Regions from separate parts of the Mus musculus genome. Here all the other regions are linked to region 1. A link is a loop called in an ENCODE intact Hi-C map of the cell type or tissue named here. Cell type or tissue: gastrocnemius. All regions are shown on one strand. Region 1 overlaps Gm43837 (a long non-coding RNA gene). Region 2 has its middle 13 kb from the start of Gm31889. Region 3 overlaps Gm3716 (predicted gene 3716). Region 4 overlaps Gm52815 (a long non-coding RNA gene). Region 5 overlaps Tbc1d1 (TBC1 domain family, member 1).

What was found. A loop is a pair of places that touch in the nucleus more often than their neighbours do. Peaks named below come from ENCODE experiments on the same cell type or tissue, not always from the same donor. Only the 100,000 strongest peaks of a DNase experiment are listed, where the experiment ranks them.
Region 2: it touches region 1 in a loop (13-fold over the local background); 31 of 42 quality-filtered maps call a loop at or near these places.
Region 3: a loop joins it to region 1, with 2.3 times the contacts of the local background. A loop is called at or near these places in 8 of 42 quality-filtered maps.
Region 4: it touches region 1 in a loop (5-fold over the local background); 22 of 42 quality-filtered maps call a loop at or near these places.
Region 5: a loop joins it to region 1, with 3.0 times the contacts of the local background. A loop is called at or near these places in 16 of 42 quality-filtered maps.

What each region holds. Positions count from the first base shown.
Region 1 is chr5:64,380,396-64,385,395 of GRCm38, reverse strand. Gm43837 (a long non-coding RNA gene) reads right to left here. Exons shown (of 3, transcript XR_003955925.1): 2 at 1,752-1,869. Among named protein-coding and RNA genes, the nearest start is that of Gm43837, 4.9 kb to the right of the region's middle. In gastrocnemius, a CTCF peak has its summit at 2,765 (motif pointing left); DNase peaks (open chromatin) are centred at 3,333, 3,671, 4,233, 4,429 and 1 more place; H3K27ac peaks cover 3,176 bases.
Region 2 is chr5:64,864,494-64,869,493 of GRCm38, reverse strand. No RefSeq gene overlaps it. Among named protein-coding and RNA genes, the nearest start is that of Gm31889, 13 kb to the left of the region's middle. In gastrocnemius, a CTCF peak has its summit at 2,661 (motif pointing right); a DNase peak (open chromatin) is centred at 2,665; H3K27ac peaks cover 1,884 bases.
Region 3 is chr5:64,596,369-64,601,368 of GRCm38, reverse strand. All of the region lies in intron 3 of Gm3716 (predicted gene 3716), which reads left to right. Among named protein-coding and RNA genes, the nearest start is that of Gm3716, 12 kb to the left of the region's middle. In gastrocnemius, no CTCF peak of the experiment used is centred here; DNase peaks (open chromatin) are centred at 1,206 and 2,042; H3K4me3 peaks cover 864 bases; H3K27ac peaks cover 3,469 bases.
Region 4 is chr5:64,501,831-64,506,830 of GRCm38, reverse strand. Gm52815 (a long non-coding RNA gene) reads right to left here. Exons shown (of 3, transcript XR_003955927.1): 3 at 1,051-3,400. Among named protein-coding and RNA genes, the nearest start is that of Gm52815, 8.6 kb to the right of the region's middle. In gastrocnemius, no CTCF peak of the experiment used is centred here; DNase peaks (open chromatin) are centred at 481, 1,404, 2,817, 3,097 and 1 more place; H3K4me3 peaks cover 1,496 bases; H3K27ac peaks cover 3,393 bases.
Region 5 is chr5:64,286,921-64,291,920 of GRCm38, reverse strand. All of the region lies in intron 14 of Tbc1d1 (TBC1 domain family, member 1), which reads right to left. Among named protein-coding and RNA genes, the nearest start is that of Gm38634, 32 kb to the right of the region's middle. In gastrocnemius, a CTCF peak has its summit at 2,478 (motif pointing left); DNase peaks (open chromatin) are centred at 98 and 2,496; H3K27ac peaks cover 3,244 bases.

The DNA.
Region 1 (5,000 bases):
AAAAACCAAACCAAAAAAAAAAAAAAAATAGAAAACATCTTTCAATGCTTCAGTGTCCCCAAGCAACTGTGGTGATTTTTTATTTTATTTTTTATTACTTTACTTTGGTTTATTTCCATTTAAATAATAAAAAAAATCTGTCTGTACTAAGTGAATTCTCATCCTTCTGACTGAATTGGTAAACCTCAGTGACACTGTGGGTGAGCTAGGACTGACAAGATGGCTGAGGAGGTGAAGACACCGGTCACCAGGTCTAACAGGCTGGGTTCTGTAAATCCGCAGGGAACAAAGAAGGAACCAACTCACTTGGGCTGCCCTCTGACCTCCACCCTGAGCCTTGGTGCACTGTTTGAAACTGATTTGTAACAGAATATCTACTAAAAAAGTTTAAGGTTACTAAGTAACTATAAAACTAATTTTCATTGAGCTAATCTGACAAAATGGCTTTAGACCAAGAGTAGGGCTTGTTCCCTAATTGAGTAATTAAAACTGATTCCTTCTAAAACAGAAGACCCTCTGGAAATGGAGGAAGTGTTTTAGGCTGAAGCGAACTGGTAGGAACTGAGAGGATCCCCAAACATGCATAGTGGAAACTCATTCAGGGTTCTCCGGCTGACTTCAGGCAGGGAGAGTGCTCCAAATCCCTTCCAAATGTGGGTCTGATTTCCCTGGAACTGGAAAATCGCCTTTAACATCAAACTGATCCCTTTGCTCCACAGTCTCCCGTTGAAAAGGGAGACCATTCCGACCAACCAGCTTTTCCCAGCCCCACCCCAGCTCCCACAAAGGAACTTAGTGCCGAATCTAGCACAGACCTCCTCTCCAGGGAATCCCAGAGGCTTGTGGGGTGCAAGAGTATAGATTCCAATCTCTGTCATGGCTTCATGGACCTCACCCACAGCACTTACAAAGTCATATGTATGTGCTATGCTCAACTTAAGTGGGATCTGTCCATATTTTCACCAAAAGGGCATCGATTCAGATTTCCCAAGACCCTCGCAATCTCTAAGAAACTTCAGTTGTCCATGGTGTTTTCCATTGGCACATCCTATCTGTACTGGCTAATTTTGTGTCAACTTGACACAGCTGGAGTTATCACAGAGAAAGGAGCTTCAGTTGAGGAAATGCCTCCATGAGATCCAGCTGTGGGGCATTTTCTCAATTAGTGATCAAGGGGGAAGGGCCCCTTGTGGGTGAGACCATCTCTGGGCTGGTAGTCTTGGTTCTATAAGAGAGCAGGCTGAGCAAGCCAGGGGAAGCAAGTCAGTAAGGGACATCCCTCCATGGCTTCTGCATCAGCTCCTGCTTCCTGACCTGCTTGAGTTCCAGTCCTGACTTCCTTGGTGATGAACAGCAATGTGGAAGTGTAAGCCGAATAAACACTTTCCTCCCCAACTTGCTTCTTGGACATGATGTTTGTGCAGGAATAGAAACCCTGACTAAGACACTATCAGCAGACGATTAACTAATTGATTTGGAAGTCAAAATTAAGTTTATACTGATTCTTGGCTGAAGGAACCCTGGTAATGTTTCCTGGCACCTGAGTTTACTTATCTGTAAAATGGGTTCATTCCCCTCTCCAGGTGGTTTCAAAGGATAAATGAGGCAGTATAGATACGGTACTTATTAAGGTACTTCTCAGAGCCAGGCCTGGTGGCTTGTGCCTGTAATTCTAACACTCCCAAGTCATCCTGGCTACACAATGAGTTGCTGGCAAAGCTTGAACACTATACAATGTAAGTATAGCATACCTCAAAACAAAGCAGCGACAAATTCCAATGGTTGACAGGAGGTGTAAAGCAATGTTTATGAACAGCAGCTGTTGTTCTTCCGGCCGCTGCTGTTGAAGAAGAGGTCACAGGGACCCATCTAGGAGGGTTTCAGAAAAGAGGACACAAACTGGTTAATGGGAAGGCCCTGCTACAGATCCCTGTCATTGGATACTTCCCACAACAATGTGTAGCTTAAGTAGGATCAGTCACCTGGTGGTCAGATGTTTCCAAGTTCCTGGGGGTGAGACCGTGCTCTGCTGGGGAGCCCAGGAACGCAGCCTGATTTCCTGGTTCAAAAATCACACCTGTGAAATTCTATCCAGGTGGGAAATTCTTCTGCCCTGAGACTCCTGAAGCCATGGTTCATTATCAAGATATTTTTCCAGGTCACTCTGAGGTCACCTCCTTAACTAATACCACAGTCTGGGAGGATAGCCACCCAGGTCAGCTTCAAGGGCTTTTGCCTAAAATTCCACAGTAACACCTCTTTCATTGACCGTTTACTATGTACCGGTTACAACACATATGGCGATATGGGCATCTATTTAAGACTCTCCAGGGTCTAGCTACAAAAATCTCTAGCAAAAGACCAGAAACTCAGGCGTGGCAACTAACCCAGTCAATCATCTGAGAATACAGCCAGCAGGCAAAAGACCCAATATTCCAGGTCTTTCTGACTCTGGTGCCTGTTACCATCAGGCTAGATGCCACTGTTAATGCAATATTCCTCTCCCCTGTCACCTGTGTTTACACTTGTCAGGGAAGCAAACAGGGTTTAAGAATCTCATTTTTCTCCCCCGCTGAGGACACAACACAGCCTGTGGTCACGAGTCAGGTCCTTCATGGCTCTACATTCTCCAGAATATTCTCCAGCCTTTCTCAGATCACGTCATATCTGCTCAGGACACAATATAATAGCCCATATTTCCATTTCTCTAGTTTGGCTAAGTGGCCACGTTTCTGAAACACCTGGTTGGAGCAAGAGTGCCACCTGCTGGAATATCTGGGTCACTGCCAACACTAATTCCTCCAGGCAGAGAGGGCAGGCCAGCAGGATGGGTTTCAGGAAAGCGGTGTGAAGCCCTTACTTCCTGGACACGTTCCTGGACAGCTCCAAGAACTCACTCAGCAATGTACAGGTCCAGATTTCACGGAAATTACCAGGGATTGCTCAAATACAGGTCTGAGAGTTTGAGTGTGTTCCTTGGGTTCAAAGCCCAGGCCTGGGATCAGGAAGATAGAATGCAGAACCATGGTAGTATAGGGTTGTAGTCTTATCTTTCTGTAACAATTTAAAATGTTGCTTGTCAGAATCTTTTGGTATTCACTTTGATGTTTTCAAAATAGGGCTTCGCTTATTTACAGACTTTTTGGAGGCACCCCTTTTTTCTTTTTCTTTTTTCTTTTCTTTTTTTTTTCTTTTTTTATTTTTTTGTGCTCATATTAACACCTCTCCTCCCCATCTTGTGCTTGCCGGATAAAGTCATCCCTGTTCCCCATCAGGCTAAGGCCAAACAGGGGGCTGCCAACCTGGACTGGATGAACAGCTAGCGGCGGGGTTGTCTGGGAAATGTTGAGATTTTATGAAGCAAGTATGTATATTTTCCGCGGTGATGGTTTATCATGCCCTGACTAGTCTCCAGGAAAGCCATGACTTTGTAAGGAGTAGTCTTTACAAAAATCTTCAGGCTTTATCAAGCAAACGGAAGATAGCAGTGGCTATAGCTGTAGAAACAGCATGGTCGCCCTGACAGAGACCCAGGCATTTGCCAGTGTGCATTGTTTTTGGACGCAGGTTGGTTAGGGGAGTGCCTCTCCCAGATAAACAGATTCTCAGCAGCGTGAGCCACTTCCTTCTTTGTCCCTGGCTTGCTGCTGCTTCCAGTCATCTCAGCCCTGTCACGGTTCTCAAGTGCAGTTCTTGGAAAGCTGCAGCCTCCCCTCTGGAATACCCGCTCATCCACCGAGGGCCTTGCATTCTCCTGCAAGATCATTTCTGTGCCAGCCTCACTGTTTCCTGGAAGCCCTGAGCATTTCACAAACACTCCTGGTAGCAAACATCCCCCCCCCCCCCCCCCGCCCAAATTGCATTCCTATTTATCTATCTTCCTCACAATATGGGGGAAGACTTGGGAGAGCAGGCTACTAACTGTTACTCATTTTGGAATCCGTAGCACTTAGCACAGATATTGAAATGTCTCAATGAACGAGTAATTAAATTTTGATTGAGGAAACAATCACTTATAATATTTTTCCCTAAAAACATTCCTTGGCTCTTTCGGCAATATATGAGCCTTGGTAGGGTCGATTGAAAGACAGATTTCACCACCATTCTTAACATTTCTTGGAGGTGTGAGTCTCTCTGACAGTCACAGTATGTGGGTGGGGCTCAGCCCAGCTTGGCCTCTGGAGAAGTAACTGACATCCAGACCACTTTCTGAGCATGCGCAGTGCCCACTTAGCAGTAAATGGCTCCAGGCAAGCCATGGGTTTTGCTGCTTTTTGTAATTCCTCATTTGCCTCCACCCATGCTCAGAGCAAGCGAGAGAGGAGAGAGAGAGAGAGAGAGAGAGAGAGAGAGAGAGAGAGAGAGAGAGAGAGAGAGAGAGAGAGAGAGCCAATAGGGGAATTCACAGGAGAGAGTGGCCATTGGCTGAAGCCAGCTGTCGCCTGGGAACCCCACAGCTTTATTGTCAAAGACCCAAACAGGAAATTGGTTGACCCAACTCACTTCCGCATCAGGATATAGAGAGCTGGATTTCGTGAGTCGGACCCGCTAGCTTTACTCTGTTTCCTTTTGCTAGAACAAAATTCATAAGAAATCGATAAGATCTCGGGGTGACAGCTCCAACCTTTGCTTCTCCCACACACTTCAGAGGAAAGCAAGCTTGAGGCAGGAGGCTAACCCAGCTGGTTTGCTCCCACCATGAGTTCAAGGCTGCAGGGGAAACACAGGGCTGAGCCCCATAGGGCTGTGGTTGTCACTGAGTGATCACCCACTTGCCCCAAACAACAGAACATGTTCCTGTGTTTGGCAGAATGGAATTCCTTACTCTGCCTTTAGGTCCTCCTGGTGTAGCTGAGCCTGTACAGTTTCCTCACACTGGATTTTCTTGTCCCAAAGCCACTGAGTCACGGGCAGCCATTCACACCACTTCTCAAAGATGCGGGTCAGCTTCCAGATGTGGAATCAGAGGACTCCAGCTGTGGGTAGCAGGGATAGTTAAA
Region 2 (5,000 bases), 480 kb before region 1:
AGCTTGCTGAACTACCAGTAAAAATTTACCCCATGCTTGAGCTCTGTTCTCAAATCTAGAGACTTTCTGATCCGTTGCTGGATATGGGTTTTGACAGCAACTGTTCCTATGCACCCAACTAATTGCTCTCTTTTCCTGAGCACAGGGCTTCATTCTGTTTTGCAGCCTCCCTTGCAGCTATGTTCTCTGGAAAGTACTGGCTAAGTTGCTGAGTTCCAGGCAAAGGGTGATGGTGAGCTATGTGCCATGCCTGTGTCTGATTTGCAGAGATCTCTTCTTTTTGCCAGCTTGAAGAAGATCAGGGATTTCTACCATAGGTGTTATGGGAGAGAGAAACAGATTCTGATTGTTGGAGCAATGTTTGCCATAGCTTTGTCCTTGCTGCTCTTCCAAGTAACCATAGTGAAACACTGAGGCCAGCAGTTTAAATCCTGGCTCTACCACTCATTGTAGATCGCTTGGCATCTCTGAAAGCAGTCTTCTGATCTGTAGACTAATCATGCTGACTTCACAAGGGGACATAAAGTTGGAACCGTGGAGGGGGATGCCTCCCCAAAGTGCCAGTCAGCTTTGTGTTACTATAGCAACTGTCTGTGATGGCTACTTGTGAAAAGGTGCATTTGACTCCTTGCTTCTGAGGTTCTGCTCTACAGTCAGCTGAGTTTGGGCCTATAGTGAGGCAGTACATTGTGGTGGGAACCCACAACAGAGTAAAAGTTCTTACCTGATGGTAAGGTAGACAAGGGAAAAGATGGGCAAACTCCCAGTGACCTGAAAACTCCCACTAGGTCCTACTTCTTAAAGTCTCTATCCCTTCCCAATAATCCCACAAGTTGAAGATAAAGCCTTTAACTCACTGAGTCCTGGGGGCAGCCATATTCAATCCACAGCAATGAAGTTAGACTTTTAAAAATCAACTCTGGGTGGCTTCCACAGTGATTTTCCACCTGACTGACCTCTGAGATTTTTGTCAGCCATGAGTCTCCTTCAGCAGTACTGCCAAAGCCTCCTCCTTCTTGACTCAGAACACTAGCCCATGTTCTTGGGCCACTCCAGGATGCTAATTGCGCTCTCTCTCTCTCTCTCTCTCTCTCTCTCTCTCTCTCTCTCTCTCTCTCTCTTCAATTAGGGAGAGCATCCCAGTCCCTGGCTGTGATGGTGAGTGTTCATTGTCCTGCTGACAGCATCTGGAATCACCTGGGACAGGAGACCCTGGGCGTGCCTAGGAAGGCTTATCTTGATTAATGTAATAATCAATTGATTGGTTGATTAAGAAGGCCCATCTTCTAACTGCAGACAAGACAATTCCCAGGTAGGGGATTTTGAACTGCATACATGGACTGGAGCAGCAGCCTGTTTGGTCCCTCTGCTTTCCTGATCTATGTATGTGATGTGAGCTTCTTTCTTGACTTCAATGGAACCCTTCAACAGTGAGCAGAAATAAGCCCCTATTCTCTCAATTTCTCTTGTCTCACAGTAGCAGCAAAGCAACTAAGAGGCAGACTCACAGTTCTTCCCTTCTTTCCTTCATCCGCCCATCTGTTCATCTATCCCTTCATTCAAGCCCATCTGTCTGTCTGTCCATCCATCCCTCCATACAGTCAATACTTATCACATGCCCATTGTGTCAGGCACTGAGCTAAGATCTGGGCAGACAGAAACAGAAACAAAAGGCTTCTCCCCACTCTCTCACCCAGCGAGTGTAAGTGGAGAGGCTAGCTAGTGCTCTGGTGGGCATGTGGGGAGAGTTCCGGCTTAAGGAATGTCAGAGATGGCTCATTGCAGGCTTAGAAAAGGCCTGGCACAAGTTGTATGTCTGCGTGAAATTTTTCCACGCAAAATGCTCAAAAGCTGTTCCTGCCACACCATCGCCATGGCAAAATCTACCTTCTAGGCTTACCTGCCTGCTGCACTGTTTGGACACAGTGTCACCAGCCTGTCTAAAGCCTGCTCTGCTATCTGGGGAAGACCTGAACCCTGATCTGTTTTTCTTTGCTAGCAAGAGCGTGAGTGACTTCCTTCATCCCTTTCAAATGATGGTAAGGCTCCGTGATCCGAGCCAAAGCAGGAGTGCTTCACAGCTGAGTCACTGGACGTTGGTTGATGGACGATATTACTTGTGTGCTCTGTTATCTCTGCTGGAGCCCTCTCAGCGGCGCCTCCCTATTGATGACTCCTAAATCGTTAGAATTCCTCGTGGCCATGAGAGTGACCCTTGGGGGTTCAGACAGGGGAAGAAAGATTTCTTTTAGATGTCATTAGTCAAAAAAAAAAAAAATGTGATGATGCCATTCATAAAAGCAACCACCAGAGCATGCATGGGTAGCACACTCCTCTCTCTGGGTGGAGTACTCCACTTAGTATTGATGCAGCCCTTCCTCTAGTGTCCGGGACAGTCTTTCATTTACATCTTGCAGGTGTTCTGAGAGATAGGCTCTAACTTCCATCCCAGTCTTTCAAATAAGGATGGTAAAAGACAGATTCAATAACCCAAAGTCACAAGGAGCCAGGATTTGATGTCCCAGCCTGGCTCACAATGTCCCAGCTTTTTCCTCACTAAGCTTCACTACCATAACCAAGGACAGGAAGAGGAGCCATGGAGAAGAGGAGGGAGGACCTTAAAGCCCAGCTCTTGCTAGAGTCCTTGTTTTTTCCTGGGTCTCCAGCAGAGGGCACCCATGACTTAAATTATGTGGGTTCCCACTTGGAAAAAAAAAAAAACCCGGATCCTAAACCTTCCTTTGTCCATTAGTCTTGAAATATTTCTAGCGTACTAACTGAAGGAAAGATCCATGGGAACAAGTAAGTTGATGTTTCAGAATATTTCTTGGAGGACTTGAAAAGGGGGCATTTAACCAAGAGCCTAACAAATGAGGCTTATTCCCAGACACTACACTAGGAAAGCCTGCTCCCCATTGACTTGCAAACGCTTGACGGTATGGAGCAAAGCCCTGTGTTTAGTAGGGTTTGGGGCATTCAGCCTTCCACACCTGTGTGTTAGGGAGTTTTCTTTCTAGGGGTATTTGTCACATCCTTTGCAGGAAATTACCTCAGAGGGACAATCCTGGAAGGCCACACTGGAGGTCAGATACAGAACTCCCCCTTGCATAGAGTCTCTGTGAGGGGAATCTCTGCATTTCTTTACCCTTTCGGTACACACAGTTAACAATGAGTGTGATCTGTTTTTATTTTATGTTCACTGGTGTTTTGCCTGCATGTACATCTGTGTAAGAGTGCCAGATCTCCTAAAGCTGGAGTTGCAGCTATAAGCTACCACATGGGTGTCAGGAATTGAACCAGAGTCCTCCGGAAGAACAGCCAGTGCTCTTAACCAGTGAGTCATCTCTCTAGCTCCCTCTTTTTCGGTGTTCAAGACAGGGTTAGTCTTTGTGGTCCTGGACCTCTGTACTAAGCTGACCTGAACTCAGAAATCAGACTGCCTCTGCCTCCCAAGGACTAGGATTAAAGCCGTGCGCCACTCGAGAGCTTTTAGGGCAAATGGGCCAAGTTTTTTTTCTGGTTGTAAGAAAGTCCCGCCAACCTTCTGCACATGACCCAGCTACTCTGAGGAGACCTGATAATTTTGGGGGATCCTCAGCAGTCTGTCTGCTATAGTGTACTTGTATCCTATGAAGCCCATGTACGAAAGTCACAAGGTGATATAAGGTACTGAGGTCCTGAACGGGTGGGGCCGTGGTGTCCCGCCTCTTCTTGCTGGAACAATCACAGCATGAACCATCCCCATGACCACAGGTGGGCAGATACCAGATCTGTTAGTGCCTCGGTCTTGAACTTCCAAATTCCCAAACTCTCAACAACATATTTCTGTTGTTTGTAAAGGGTCTAAGTTTGCGACATTTTATTGCAGCAGTCAAAATAGACAAAGACACCCCCAAAGTGACTCCTTTTCTGTGCATCCTGTGACATAAGAAAGTGGACTCAGTGTTAACTCACAGGCTGCCCTGGTGGCAGCCTCCAGCCAGGGGCTAGGTTCAGAACTTAGTTCTTCCTCTTGTGGGCTCATCAGCAGCCCCTGAGCAGCCTGCTTACTGGCTCTGGACCACAGCTTCCTCACTAGCGAAATGAAAACAGTGAGCTTCGCCCTCAGCATGATCCACAAATAAGGTAAGGATCTGAGGCTTAGTGGGGGACGCAGGGCAAGCACTCTGTATGCCTCAGCGGCTGCATCTGTGCAAATCAGGGCTCCATGGAAAGGAACTTTGTCATCTCTCATTGCCGAGGTCTTCACTGATGTCCCAGCAATTTCTTCTACTCTGGGTGACACGACCAAACTTCAGTCTTCCCCAGGGAGCATGACACCCCTCCCTCTATCTTTCCCAAATGCAAACTCCCCCCACTTCTGGGTGGTGTAGAAATTCTGCTCACTGGAGTCAGGTGCCTAGGCACTTGTCCCTCAGAACCGACCAGCTTGGAGGTCAGCTGAAGTTCAGGAGGGCCTCTGTTCTAGTCACTGTTTATAGATCTGCCAGAGTTTGTAAGTCAAAGGCCCATTTGGGGCCTCCAGAGCCAAGGCCAAGAGGGCAAGCACACAATGCAGCCCTTCTTTGGAGGCCTTGTTTACCTTCCGGGAGCAGGCAGGGTGTGGCAAGAACTTCTGGGTGGCGAGAATTACAGGGTGTGGTGAGAATGTTGGGTGTGGCTGCCCAGGCCAGGCCTTGAAGAAAGCTGCCAAGCAACAAGGCAGGGGACCCAGTGGCCCAGGTCTGACTGACTGTGGGGAAGTGGCTGGTGGTGTCTGCTGAGGCCTGGCTCTGCGGTAGAGTAACTAATGCCCTGACTCCCTCACTTGCCAAACACAATAATAGGGTAACAGACCAAGAAGGTACTTCACTCAGCATGGCCCTCCATAGCTTTCCTGTCATGTTAAAAAGTAAGCCCCAGGGGGCTTCGTGAGAGTCTTGGTGCCCACATTAACTATTTTTTTTTAAAGATTTATTTATTTTATTTATATGGGTACACTGTTGCTGTCTTCAGACAGA
Region 3 (5,000 bases), 220 kb before region 1:
ATAGATAGAAACCATACATGTTAAACATGAGTGTGTGATATGATCATATACACAAGGATACATATACTCCCATATAATATGTCTAGATTCAGAGTTCCAGGAAACTTAAGAATAAATGTGCTCTTCATTAAACCCCAGATTCCCATTTTAACTTCTATTTTTTTCCCAGAGATTTATTTATCTCTATTTTATGTGTGTATGTGTGCCTGCATGTATGTCTGTGCATGTGCAGAGTGCCCATGGATGCCAAAAGGCATAAGATGCCCTAGGACTGGAGTTAGATGGTTGTTAGTGTCAGTGTAGGTGCTGGGTACTGAGCCCAGGTTCTTCAGGAGAGCAGTCAGCAGCTCTCAACTGCTGAGCCGTCTCTCTTTTTATTTTAGAGGAGACCCATGTAGCTAAGCATATTACCAGCACTTGGGAGCAAGACTATGAGTTCAAGGACAGTCCAGGTTACACATGGAGTATAAAGCCGGGGGAGGGGGAGGGGAGACAGAGACAGAATGTGAATATGAGATGCATTACTTAGTTCTTAGTTGATTAGCTGAGACCATACTTACAGGCCTTTGTTTTTATTTTTAACCCTTTCCATGGACTTTTGCACACATATAACCATTCATTTGTGCAGGTTTTATCCAGCCAGTTTTTAAGAAAGACGTTTCGACCATATGGCTTTTAACTGTTCTTCCTCAAACTCTGTCTGGTATGCTGATATTCCCAGGGGGCTGGGTTTAGCTTATCCGTCCCCCTTCTTCTGAGCTGACACTGGGTGGTCCTCCAGCCGTGTCTGTCCTTGGGGTATCAGCAGCAGCTCTGGTTTGTGTATTTCACACATTCCCCTTCTCTACCCCAGTCCAGGAAGCGAGATCCCACCCTTGGCTTCCTTTAAAGCAGTTGATTATTTTTCCACAGAGATGGCATCCGTGCGTTATCTCACCTGGACATCAGATCTATGTCCAGATGGGCAAGCAACCTTTTATTTGTTATTATTTTAGATTTTTTCATCTTTAATTTATTAGATCTTAATTTTAGATCTTTAAGGATGTGATCTGCTACCTTAGCATCCCCCCACCCCCACCCCCGACCAGCTTGGGGAGCAGAAACCTTCACAGGCTTCACAATCGTCTGCTTCCTGCCTTGCTCACGAAGCCTGAGCAGCCGCCAATGAGGGTCTTAGACATTTGCTCCCTCGGTAGCTCAGCCCAGATGGTTTGTTTTCATTCAGCGTTTCTACTTCCGGTTTCTGATTCTTGGCCGTTACATCAGCAAGCAGCGCACCCGTAGAATCTGAGTGTATGTAGGGTTCTCGCTTTAGCATGTCTTCCAGCTGGCCCCTTTTGTGTTTCTTCTGTAGAGAACAGCTCTTTTTCTCTTGAGGAAAGGAAGGAAGATTTTGCAGTAAGAAGCTGGAAAAACTCCCCACCGAGTCCTGAGTAGCGGGGCCCTCTCTGAGTGCTGTGCCACTCAACCTGAAAGGCAAGGGCTGGTTGCCCCCAAAGGAAAGCTAGAGAAGAGAGAAACCCAGGCTTTTTAAAGGTTGATTTCTATTTCCTCTGCCCTGAACTGGAGGGCAGAAGACTGCAGTTTTCATCATAAATTAGACTTCATTTAATAAGTGCTCGCATGGATCTTAGCCTATGTACAAGACATGACTGCTTTGCAAGCTCCTCACGTTAATTCCATGTCAGAGTTACCTTCAAGAATAGTGCCAATCTCTGTATTTTACAGATGAGCAAACACCCATAGCTGAGTGACTCTGGACTCACACAGAGTCAATCAATCATATGACAGGAACGGAGTTGGGAGACCAGGTATATTATGTTGGTCAGACCCTATACCCTAGCTGCTATCTGCTACACTAGGGAGGGCAAATGGTCACCAATCTTTTATTTCCGTAAGGGACAGTCAGTGTCTCCAGAACAAACATCATATTTATTTTGTCTTTGTTCACAACAGATTTGATTTAAAAGAAAAAAAAAAAAAAAAAGGCCCACAAGAATCCACAAGGCCACATGCTGTGCTCCTGATCAGATGTCCCATGGGAGTCTTTCCTCTCTCAGGCAGGATCAGGTGGGCTGGCTTCATGGTTCAGGGCACGCTGGCAGTGTTTGTGTCACTTTGCAACTGTGTGATTCTTGTCATTCCCCTTTTAAGTGTGTCGTAAGCTTGGTGGCTTTTTGTTTTGTTTTGTTTTGTTTTTCATCTGTCTGCAAACCCCATTAATGCTTTGAGAGTCACACCCTTTTCAACCAAACATACTCAGATGCCGCACATAAGTTAGAAAGTGACCTTTACCCATGAAAAGGATTTTGAATCACAGGAAGTTCACTATCCTAGGCAAGGAAAAAAGACATTCATCTTTTTTTCCAATGTAAATCATTTCCTATGAAGTGCACTCTGACTCTAATGAAGTTCTTTAAGTGGGGACTAGGAAGATTCCAGAAAGATTAGAGAATCACATTTGTCCTGGTCTCCAATTTCCTCTGAAGAAGTCTGCAGGGTGGAGAGGCAGGTGGAGGTTGAGAGTCCTCAGAGGAAATGGCCAAGGGTGTTCTGGGTAGTTAGTTAGTACTGATTGGATGTCAGCATGGGCTGGACTCCTGGTAGCAAGGTTCCAGAGTTCGGACTGGGTTCCATTCGTGGACCTTGACATCAACGTAGAAAGAAATAGAAAACTAAAAATAGAAAACAAAACCTCACTGAGCAAGGCACAGAGTTAAAGCTGTATGGCTTTGTGAGACTCTTCTTTAAAGGTAAATGTATAAGTGACGTATGGACTGAGCTGAGATAAAATTTATTTCTCACCATGTATTATGTTCTAAAGCAGTGGTTCCCAACCATCCTAAGGCTAAAACCCTTTAATTAATAAATGAAATAAAAATAAATTAATAAAACACATGTTGTGGTGACCCCACAATCATAAAAATATTTTCATTGCTACTTCATAACTGTAATTTTGCTACTGTTATGAATCGTAATGTAAATACCTATGTTTTCTGATGGTCTTAGGTGACCTCTTTAAAAGGGTCATTTGACCCCCAAAGGAATCACAACCCACAGGTTAAGAACTGCCGTTTTAGAGAGTCTGTACAAAGCTACTCTACGAATAAACCTGCCACAGGCATACTCTCTCCCTTCTGAGAACTTAAACTGTAAAGCAAATGATCGTTCTGAAGACTCTAAAAAACATGTAGGGATTTTATCTATATGACCTGGAGAGTAGCAGAGAGGTTGTCTTTGTCAGGGTTTGTGCAGGATTCCTGGACAAACATCATGACCAAAAAGCACGTTTATGAAGGAAAGGATTTATCCAGCCTACACTTCCACATTGTTGTTCATCATCAAAGAAAGTCAGGACTGGAACTTAAGCAGGTCAGGAAGCAGAAGCTGATGCAGAGGCCATGGAGGAATGCTACTTACTGGCTTGCTCCCCGCTGGCTTGTTCAGCTTGCTTTCTTATAGAACCCAAGACTACCAGCCCAGGGATGGCACCACCCACAATGGATCCTCCCTCCCTTGATCACTAATTGAGAAAATGCCTTACAGCTGGGTCTCATAGAGGCATTTCCTCAAGGGAGGCTCCTTTCTCTGTGATAACTTCAGCTTGTATCAAGTTGACACACAAAACCAGCCAGTACAGAGATCTTCTTGGGGGATACTGGAGAAGGGTCAGTTACAAAGAGAACAGGTGACTGGAGTCGTCTCATTGGTGAGGGTAGATTCTTGAGGTGAGGTCAAGGCACAATTGTGAAGACAGAGATCAGAGTCTAGAACAATGGAGCAGTGGGTGTTCCAGCTTTGTGGGCTGGGAGAAGAGGCTGATGCAAATGTTGCTGATGGCTGACGCTGGCAGGAGAGAGGGAACAGGCTACAGAAGGGAAAGAGTGGATGAGACCTAAGTTGACGCACTAGATGACAACTGACCCAGATGAAACCACTGGTGCTCTTCTTTAGACTTGTTTGGTATTTTAAAGTTATGACGTCCTCATTTAAAAAAGAAAAATCAAATTTCTGTAGAAAATCAGAAGACCAGAGTGAGACCTGTGAGCATGTAATGGTGGTTAGCCACAATCAGCTGAAGTCTGAATATCCCTCGATGTCCCATTCGGCAGTCACTAACACAGTGAGCTTTTGCGTTAAAATTCCGTTGAAAATTCAGTCTCTCCCTTGACAGCAGCCATCAATCATCCCACAGCGGTATATCACCAATGTCTGCAGCACACACCATTATCACAGAGGGTTCTATTGGACAGAGACTTTTTAGACCCATGCTCTTACTGGTCACCCTGGCTTGCAAATCCTCTGCCTCCTGGAACCTCACTGGCTGTACGGCTCTAAAACTAAACTTGGAATTGAAACGTAGCTGTCATTCCTTGAATACACAATTGTGTGTGACTGGCTTTTGTTGTTGCTTGGTGTTTTGTTTTTAAAGGTAAGCAGCAATGTAAGAATTATAGAAATTGAGAATAGAAGAACCTTATGAAGTTATTAGAGTAGAAGTGAGAAACTAAACAAACAAACAAAACAAAAAACAAAACAAAACCAAAAAAACATTCATCTGATTACCCCCTAGACAACAGTTACGAGTACACAGGGTGTTAGATGGGACGAGCCACAAGGGCCATGTGTTACTAACAACTTTTACAAGCAGTGAATAACTTCCCAGGTCAAAGCTAGTATTCTGTCAGGAGAGAGAAGGAAAATCCTGATTTGCCAGTGATTTAAGCCAGCCACTAGCTTTGATTTTACATCAGGTAAGCATTAATGACTACGTAATTTGCATAGGCATGCACAAGTATTAAATATTCATTGTAACCTTGACCTCTCCCCCCTCTCAGACAGTTTTCTCTGTGTGACCCAGACACCTTAACACGCAACACATGCACACACACAAACACACACACACACAACTTGCAAGAGCAAGATGCAGATTCCAGGAGATGGAAGATGGGAGCATAGCATCCCTGGATGTGCTGCATATGAGCAAAAGAGGGATCCAA
Region 4 (5,000 bases), 120 kb before region 1:
AAATTCACGGGCTCTGCCATAATTCACGGGCTCTGCCATGTGAGTAGCACCTACAGGTGCCTGAGACCCAAGCCTGTACCATTGGAGAAGCCAGAACTAGCGCAGCTTCCAAGCCTTGAGGTGGTCTCAGGAAGTCAACGGGAGAAGTCCTGTGCTGCTTGCACTCAGGGTGGCCCTTTGTCCTGCTTGCTGAGTTCTCCTTTCTCAACAGAAGCCAGCAGCCAAGCCTGGCTCCTTCATGAGATTTTTTTTTCCTCCCTTGGATGCAGCAGAGACCTCTTTCTACAAGTCCCAGAACTGTTTTCCCGGCTTTACAAACGAGGAAGCATGAATCTCTGTAGAGAAGCCTGCAGCCACTGGTTCTAAATGTTGAAGGAGAAAAATGAATGTATTCTTAGCCTGGACCTGCTAAGGACAGACCATGCACTGACACTTCCTGCCGGGTGCACCTTTCCTCCTCTTGCACACATGCTCCCCCTGCTGCCGGAAGCTGGAAGTGCGCCCGTGGGTGGGGCTGCGAGGACCACCTTAGCCCATGTTAATGCCCGCGTCAAAAAATTCCAAAGGAGTGACCAAAGACGAAATCATAGTCTTAAGATTCTTCCAAAGGTTCCGAATAAAGCTTTTCTTTTTCCATATCAGACATAGGCTTTGTAATAAAGGATGAATGTACACCTCCGTACCCTTCCTTAAAGGGTTAAATGAACGCAAGGACTTCAGGGTTAGAGTCGGTCACAGTTCCAGGATTTGATGAGCCTCGGCTTCTTTACCTGTACTTTGAACACAGTGACATTGTGCATCTCACAGCATAATTGTGGAACACATCCATGAATAGGAGTGTGCTAAATGTTATAACATAAACAAAATTACTGTGTGCTGTCTCTTCTAACATCCTCTTTCCCTCTCCTGCCTCCCCCTCCTTTCCCTCTCCTTTCCTCTTCTTTCTATCCCAGCTCCTCTTTCTCTCCCATTTTTAAAAACATATTTAAGTGGACATTATTTTGAAGCAGCTTAACCCTCCCACACCCCAAAAGGAAGGAAGGCAAAGAAAGTTCAGCCACAAACCGGAAGTAACAGAAAAAAAAAAAAAAGCCAACCCGTATCTCTGGCAAAACAGTAAAAAAGTGAAAGAAAGAAAGGAAGAAAGAAAAAATAAAGCAGTTTTAGGCTTTCGGGAGATCAAGTTCTATTTAGCTAACATGGGTTGCCAGCCTGGCTTGACCCCCTAAGTAGGGGGTTTTAGAGATGACTGGATAATTCTTGACCTCCGTTTGACCTCATAAATAGGAATTCTCATTCGGCATTGTAGGAGCTCTGGAGCTAGTAGGTTCCTGCCTTTTTAAATGTAGGTCTCTCCTCCTTTTCGCCGGTGGCAGTGGGCGGGCATGGGCTCGCGGCAGGGAGGGGCCGCCACGCCTGCGCCCTCCTGGGAGCCGCCCTGCCCTGCTGCTGCTGCTGCTCCTGCGGGCAGCTCAGGGCCCCGCTGGCTCCCTCCCTTCCTCTAGCAGCTCTGCCACGTGGTAGATTGGCTACTTCTGGGAATGTGAGAAAGCACTCCAATGAGGGCCATACCAAGAACTTTACAGCTCTATAAATTGTGTTAAACTTTCCTTACAAGCGTCTGTTTAGAGGAGACGAACCCTTAGATATTCTCTATAGCACAAGAAAACAGGGGCGACGGGACCAATCAGGACAGTGCTGGCTGTTGTGCTTGCTTAGTTCTTGAAAATGTTATAGCATTCTTTTGTCTTTTCCTTCTTGGGGGGTGGGGGGTGGGGGAGCGGTTTAAGGTAAGGAGGGGAGGGTCTAAAAAAGATGCGGGTGAACATCACCTCACCAGCTTTCATGGAAGTTTCTGCCCTAGGACTGAGGAAGAAGACAGCAGCCTTTCTGGCCCTGAACTTCTCCAAGTAAAGTGCTTGGGGAAAGGGGACCTATGTCTCTCTTTAGAGTAGCCCAAGTATATGGTACAGTGACATGGAATCAAATAAACGCATTCTTAAGGTTGGATCTTGCCACGACTTAGGCTGTGTGTTTTGAAACCGCTTAGCCAATGACCTCCCACTGTGCATGTGCAATGGAAACCTCTGTGTGTGTGTGTGTGTGTGTGTGTGTGTGTGTGTGTGTGTGTGTGTGTGTTGACCATGCGCCTGTCAACAGGAGAAGTCAGCCTGTGGTATTGATGGGAAGAGTGAAGAGGGCAAGGCCACAGAGCTGGTTTCCTGGGAAGGCCAGCCTAGGTCAAGGTCTGAATGCCGTATTCGGTACCAGTGATGATGGGTCTGCCAGCAATCCTTCATGGTAAATTAAACAACTGGCATTTGAAAACATAAGTCAAAATAAACATTTAACCTATTTATTATGTATTTATTTTACAAATTACACTGGGTGTGTTTCCAATGCAAAAACACACACACACACACACACACACACACACACACACACTCGGGTACCCTCTTAAGTAGAGAGCACATTTTAAATTAAAATTTTATTTTAATAGGTCATTTATTTCTACAATTCAAAAGTCAAATTTTAGAACACACTGTACCTGAAAGGTCTTGCCTAAACCTCCCTCACATCATCTGATTTCTTCAGGTTCTTTTTTTCCTTCATCGATAACCATTTTTTTAAATGTTACTTGTTTATGAAATTCTTGTAGATTCAGAGCCTGACCGTAAGTTGAGTCGCACACGGTTATGTTTTGAATTGGGTCTCTTTAAGTGGTATCTGGCTGGCCTAAACAACCTGCCTCTTGCCGGGGACCCCCAGGGACCACCGAGGACCCAGGAGATGGGCTACAAGAAAGAGAACCTGAGAGTTGAAGCTGCTATAGGGGAATAGGGTGACTCCATATGTTCTTCAAGAATCCAGCCAGACGAGGCTGGTTCGTCGAGTGAGTCCTGGGATTCTTGCCTGCTACTGATGGGAGTTGCTGGCTAGCTTCACAGGGAAAAGCTGTCTCAGGGGAGCTGCAAGGAAGCCCGGGACAGGTACAGGTCAGATCACACAGATCCAGCCCTCCCACAGCTTAAGGGTTTGCTCGGAAGAAAGAACCCCATACAGAGCTGGACTCTCCAGAGGTTCTCCAGCTTGAACAAGGCCGATCAGCTGGCAGGCAGGGGTAGGCTGCAGAATCAGCTTTTTGTCTTGTTTGGACTTCTGCCAGGTCTGTTGCAACAAAGTGCAGCCAAGGGCAGAAGTTTCCCATTTTGGGGGTGATAGATGCTGGAAAGCTGAGAGTCTGTGCACGTCTGAGGCTTGAGAGTGATGATCTGTTCCAGAACTTTCTCCTTGCCTTGTACTTACTTGTCTGATTTCTGTGTCTTCACCCTTTTGTGTTTGTCTGGATTCCCAAGGCCCTGGACTAGGATCTACCCTAAGTGCTTCATTTTAACTTCACCTTTGTAAAAAGAAAACACAAAAGCACCACTTATGAACAAAGCTACATTCTTGAAACATTGTTCAAAAATTACTTATAAACAAAGCTACATTCTTGAAACATTGTTCAAAAATTTATAGAAACATCTTGCATGGAAGTGAGGATACTATTGTGGTTTGAGTGTGCCTCCCCCTCCCCCCCCCCCAATTTCATGTGCTGAGAGCTTTCCCTCCATTCATTAGTTGGGGGCATTGGGCTTGATACTAGATCATTAGGACAAGAGAGTGCTGCACTGCAGGAGTGGGTTACTAGGGCAGGAGTGCTAGACTTAGTAGAAAAACACGACTGGCCTCTTGTTCACATGGCTGTTCCCATGCAATCTCTAGCTCTTCTGCCTTTTGCCATAGAATGACCCAGAATGAAAAGCAGCCCTTGATGAAATACCTTTATCAAGGAGTCCCTGGCCTCTAGACAGTGAAAAAAAAATCTCTCTTCTTAAAAGCTGCACAGTCTGAAGAGGACAGTGGTGGTTCATGCCTTTAATTCCAGCACTCCGTAGCTAGGGAGGTAGGAAGATCTCTGAGTTTGAGGCCAGCCTGGTCTATAGGGTGAGTTCTTAGACAGCCAGGGCTTTACAGAGAAGCCCAGTCTTGGGGGGGAAAATTACCCAGTCTGTGAGGATTCTGTTAGAGCAGCACAAAATGGACCAATAGACTCTAGCCTTTACTTTTTGCTTATTGTTTTTGGGACAAAGTCTCATTTCATAGCGCTGCTGTCCTGGAATTCACTATGCAGACCACGCTGGCCTTGCGTTCACAGAGACCTACCTGCCTCTGCCTCCTAGTCGATGTTTCAAACCAGATTGGAACTGGAAGTCCTTTTACCTCTACCTCCAAAATGCTGGGTGTGCAGGCATGTACCACCATGGCTGACTCGAAAGCTATTTCTCAAGAGAACACAACTGACATCGCTGTCACCTCTTTGTACCTTTGACTGTGTCCACCTGCCTACAAAAATGCTGTCCTCACACCATTCTATCATGAAAAACCAAGCCACACCAGTCTGGGAACATGTCCCGTTCCTCATCTGTGTGACACGAGGGAGGCAGTGTGAGACCCCGGAGTGTGATCACTCATTGTGGCCTCTGTATATGAAATACAGTATGGTCTTCATTATGGAGAATGGCCCTGCGGTTCCAACAAATCTTTCATCTTTATAAAATCCCAGGTAGGGAAGCTCTCCCTCCAGTCACAGTCCTCTATGCCTAGATTCTATGAAACTGCTTGTGACTTGGACTCAGGTTTTCTTTACCTACGCTTTGAGATAGAGACTATTCTCTAAGGTCTGCCCGGGCCTTGGGTGTGATGGCCTTGGATTAATTTTTTTTTTCTCTTTGTTTCTGTTAAATATGGCCTGGCACCTTTCCTGGGACGCTGTGACAAACACTTCAGACCCATTTGTGTTGCTGGGTGTGGCTTTGCCTGCACCTCCTCCTCACAAGGTGAAAACAGGAGCTGAGTGCCACTGGAGGGAGGGATTCTGCTCCCGGAAATCCCCCATGGAGCCAATTCCGTTCCAAATCTTTCTCAACACCCAGAGGAGAAGCACAACAGCTGGTAGC
Region 5 (5,000 bases), 93 kb after region 1:
AGATCAGGCTTCCCATGAGCTCACGAGGACAGTACCAGTACCCAAGAGAATCAGACTGAAGTGAAAGCAAAGCAAACAAGGCCAGCCCACAGCAAGAACCTAAGTGCCTCCTCCAGCTCTGGCTTGGCAGAACCAGCCCAGCGTCAGCAGTGCAGTCTCTCCCCACGGGAAGGGCTTCTGCACCAATTCACAATTAAAGTCTTTTTTTTTTCTTCAGGGCTGGGATCACACCCAGACTCACATGTATTCTAGGCAAACCTCTACCATGGTGTCACACCCATAGTCCTAACTCCCTTCCTTCCTTTCTTTCTTTCTTTAAATTTATTAGATATTTTCTTTATTTACATTTCAAAGTTCCCTATACTCTCCCCCCGCCCTGCTCCCCTACCCACCCACTCCCACTTCTTGGCCCTGGCATTCCCCTGTACTGGGGCATATAAAGTTTGCAAGACCAAGGGGCCTCTCTTCCCAATGATGGCCGACTAGGCCATCTTCTGCTACATATGCAGCTAGAGACATGAGCTCTGGGGGTACTAGTTAGTTCATATTGTTGTTCCACCTATAGGGTTGCAGACCCTTTCAGCTCCTTGGGTACTTTCTCTAGCTCCTCCATCGGGGGTCCTGTGTTCCATCCTATAGCTGACTAATGATCATCCACAAAACCCCTTTTCCATCAATGCTCAGAACAGCACTATTCTTAATAGCCAAGAGGTGGAAACAACTCACATTGTCTACTGACTGGGAGACATTAAACAGAATGTAACATGTCCACAGGTCGGAGCATTAGTTTCCATCAGAGAATAAGGCACTGACATGACACAAGACTTAGAGAACATCATGAGAAGTGGGAGGAGCCAGCAGAGGGACCACAAATTCTGTGGATGCATTTACAGGAAGTGTCCAGGATAAGCAAATCTGCAGAGACATGGTAGATTAGTGGCTGCCTGTCAGCTAGGGGTGGGGACAATGGACTGAGAAGTGATGGTTAGAAAATTCTTTATCTAGTGATTTAAGGATTTTTAACTTGTACTACAGTAATTACTATAGTAATAGCTGCTCAGTACTCTGACTGCATCTCTAAAAATAGTAATACTGAACTGTGGGCTTTAAATGGGTGATTTGTACAGTATACAAAATATATCTCAATAGAGTTGCTTTGTAAGTAAAAATAAACTGTGTTTTCCAAGGAAAGAATCCCTTCCCAGAGCTCATGCTGCCCTCCCCTTCGGGGCCATCCCTGTACCTAGGGACGCTAGAGGGTGTAGAGCTTCGGGGCCAGCAGGCTGGTGCAGTAGGAACTGTCAGCAGACATTCACGGGAGGGAAAGCTGGGGGTACAGAACAGTACCTACAGGACATGGAGCCTCTGTGCTGGTCATACTCAGACCAGACTGCACTAAGTCCACAGATTTGATTCCCCTGAAAACACTGTAAACTTCTTGCCATTGTCTTATTTAAACTCAACAGCTTATTGAAACCTTGAATGGTAACAAATTAAGCTAGAGAAGAAAATCACATCTGTAATTCCAGTACTCACAGGATTGGGAGTTCAAGGACAGCCTTAGCTACACAAAGTTCAAGACCAGTATGAACTATGTGAGACCCTGTCCTCGCCACAAAATTTAAAATGAGAATGACAAATCAAAACGTCCACTTTGGACTTTGTCCTGGGGGCATGCTCTGAGCAGTCACTTGACCCTAAGGAGGAAGTCCCTGGCAGCTGGATGCTGCAATCAAGTCCTGGTCACCTGACTCCCAGGACCCCCAGCTCCCACACTGCAGTATAGAAGCCTCAGCTCTACTCCTCGAGCCTTGCTAGCAAGCAGAAGTGGTCGAACTTGCTGTCTGAATTCCAGAGGTGCATCAGGAAAAGCTGACAGGGCTGCCTTAGCAGTGTTAACAAGTGCAGGCAGGAGCAGCCAGCCAAGGCCAGTCACAGTGGCTTCTAGGATGATATGCCAAAGACAACACATACAAAAACAAACACAAAACAGAAGAAAAAACAAAACAAAACCAAAAAACCAAAAACTTCACATGAACAATCAAATCCTTGGTTTGAAAACTCCATCTCAAGACAGATCTTTATTCACCACCGAAAAGCAAAGTTAAATAAAACTGAAGGAAAACCAATCTTGCCAGGGGAGGTGGCACATGCCTGGAACTCCAGTATCTGTGAGGCTAGGGCACAGGCTGCCAAGTAGCACTACAGAGCCAGACCCATCTCAAAGAGGAGAAATTAAAAATAATCACATCTGTCAACTGGACACTACCTGCTTCTGCCGTTGCCATAAAACCCTGAAGAAAGGGAGACTAGTCCCATAAAGTCCTACAGAACCCACAACTCCCTATTCAAATAAGTTACAAGTGGGCAGAAGGACAACTATCTTAACTCAAACACAACAGTACTGGGGAAGAAAGCAAGCTCTTTCTTGGGGATGGGAGAGCAGAGCCACCAAGACCAGGGAGAAACACTGCCACCAAGTGGTGACAGGCTCTCCAGTCACCCGAGGTTGCCTGGTCTTGATGTGGCAGCAATCCCAGTTTTGGAGAACTCACATGAGTCTGGCCTGTGAGAGGACAGCCTGGGTACTTAAGAATCTCCCCAGAAGACCAGGGATAAAGTCCATATGGTTGAGTACTTGCCCCGCAGGCATGCAGCCCTTAGTCCAACCTCCGCACTAAACAACACACAACACAAAAGCCAGAAAGACAAGCTACCAGCACCAAAAACCACCACCACCAAAAATCAGGCACGGGGGCACACCTGTGGCACCCCGGCACTCAGAAGTGGAGGGAGATTCGAGAGTTCAAGGGCAGCATCAGCTATACAGTGAGCTCAGGGGCAGCCTGGCTGACCCAGTCTCAACAATGAAGTCCCCGTGCCCAGTGAAAGACAAGCACTCCTGATCAAGAGAAAATGCAGAGATGGAGACGGCGTTTGCATTATTTCACTTATGTTAGCCATTAAAATCTCCCCGAGGTAAATCAATTTTTGAAAACAAATCAGCCACTAAGTGCTTCCCACCTTTTGCACAGTAACACAGAAGTCACACCGAAGATCCCTTACGCGCTTTAGTCTGGCCTTAAACGTTTACTTCTTGGTTCATGTGCTATCTAACCTAAAGTTCTTCAGGGTTTAGGCCGACCCAGCTGTACTCATAAGCCAAAACAAAACAAAACAAAACTCTCAGCCTTGGCTTTACTGGACTATATACTCACATAAAGGGCTTCAAGTCAATAAATCACTCTTATTTATGCCAAAAAGAGTTTCCTTCCCCTTTTCAAAACATGTCAAAATCTGAAGGCATCTATTGTTGGTAAAATGCACACTGTGATATGAAATACTTAAATGAAAAGAACTAAATGAAGGCTAAAACTGTTCCCTGGCACAAACAGAACAAAAAGATTCTCTCTGTTCCAAGTGGAGAGCTGCCTAAAAATTATTTCATAATGACAAAGAGTTCTCCTTCATATGGTACGCTGAGAAAAGAAACTAAAGGGCACGCAGCACAGACTAGCTAGTTAAGAGCTGGTTTCCAGCATCCTCTGCTGTCCTGACAATGAGGAGAGAGCCCTCGACAAGGAAAGCAGACTTGTGTAGACAGTGCATCTCTGGAACACAGCACTGGGCAAAGCCTGCCTGCAGAGGATGCCAGTAGACCGCTGCTTTCCCAGGTCCATGTTTACCCGCTTACTCGGTATCACTGTTCTCCAGTGCACCCTGCTTTCTTACACACGCATCCTTCTCATAAAAGGTCACTGGCAGCTCAGTGGTGAGCACTGGCCCAGCAGGCCCTGTCTTCGTTCCTGCCACCACAAAGAAAACAAGAAATTCATTGAGAACCGAGATTATTGGAGGCTCTTGGACCTTGGAGAGCCCTGAGTGTAGACTGCAGAGGCCCAGAGACTAGCTAGGCCTGGAAGACTCATATCATACCCACTGTGGCTGCTTTACTCTATGCCCTAACTACTCAAAATGGGCTATTCACAGCAGTATCAGTGGGAAAGAAAGCCTTTCAGAGACAGAGCTTGGGATGCAACTGGTCCCACCTCAACAATCCACCTTTCAACAAGATCACCAAAGGACCCCAATCTCATGAAAGCTAGTGAAATCCACAGACAAAACCACTTAAGAGACAAGTGTGTGCATAACTTTGCCCAGGGACAAGTGTACTGCCACCCACTTGTCTGTGGTAGGGACAACAGTGAGGCTCTGAAGACCAGAGACTTAATTCGAAGGTGGAGCATCGCTGTCCTCTACTCAGAGAAAGCAGTGTGTCTGCGTGCCCTCCGCCTAGCCCTCGGATGAGCACACTCCGCCTGCCACAGCTTCACTCTGATTTACTAGCACCTCTGCCATACCACCCGGGACAGAGTGAATCTTTACCAAGTATGGTCCTTCCAAGTGCTCAGTGCTGAGAGCCCTCACCCAGAGAGCCAGTGGCTTCCCTGGGTTTCAGAGACAACAATGGTAAGCAGCCACTACTGTGTGGGAGTACCAGTAAGCCCTGGGCTTCATATTTCAGCCACCAAGCAGCTTTTAGCATCTCCCTTCACAGTCTCTGTTTGCTTCGCTGTGGAAACACTTGTCTCGTCACAGCTGGATAGAACTTGGTTTCCTATTTATACAACTTTGCTTCCACGTGGTGAGTGCGGCATTTCATTTAACCATCTGAGATGTACCAACCCTTTGTAGGCTCAGGAGCAGTGCTAGCCCTCTCAGACTTTGCTAATTTAAACTTGTCAGTCTCACAAAACTTCAACTAGTCACTGCTGAACTCAGAAGGGGAGGGGGCCCGCCGGAGCACAGCTCAGTGGTAGAGTAGCTGCCTGACACGCGCAAGGACCTGGGTTCTATCCATAGCACGGGTGGGAGGCAGACACATTGAAGATGTTTCCTTAGCTTTATTAGACAGTGCATTTGTAAGTACAGTGTAACCCCTCCTTAGATAGGTTTCTTCAACACTATCTCACTGTTCACCCTCTAGTTCCCCTTGGTTT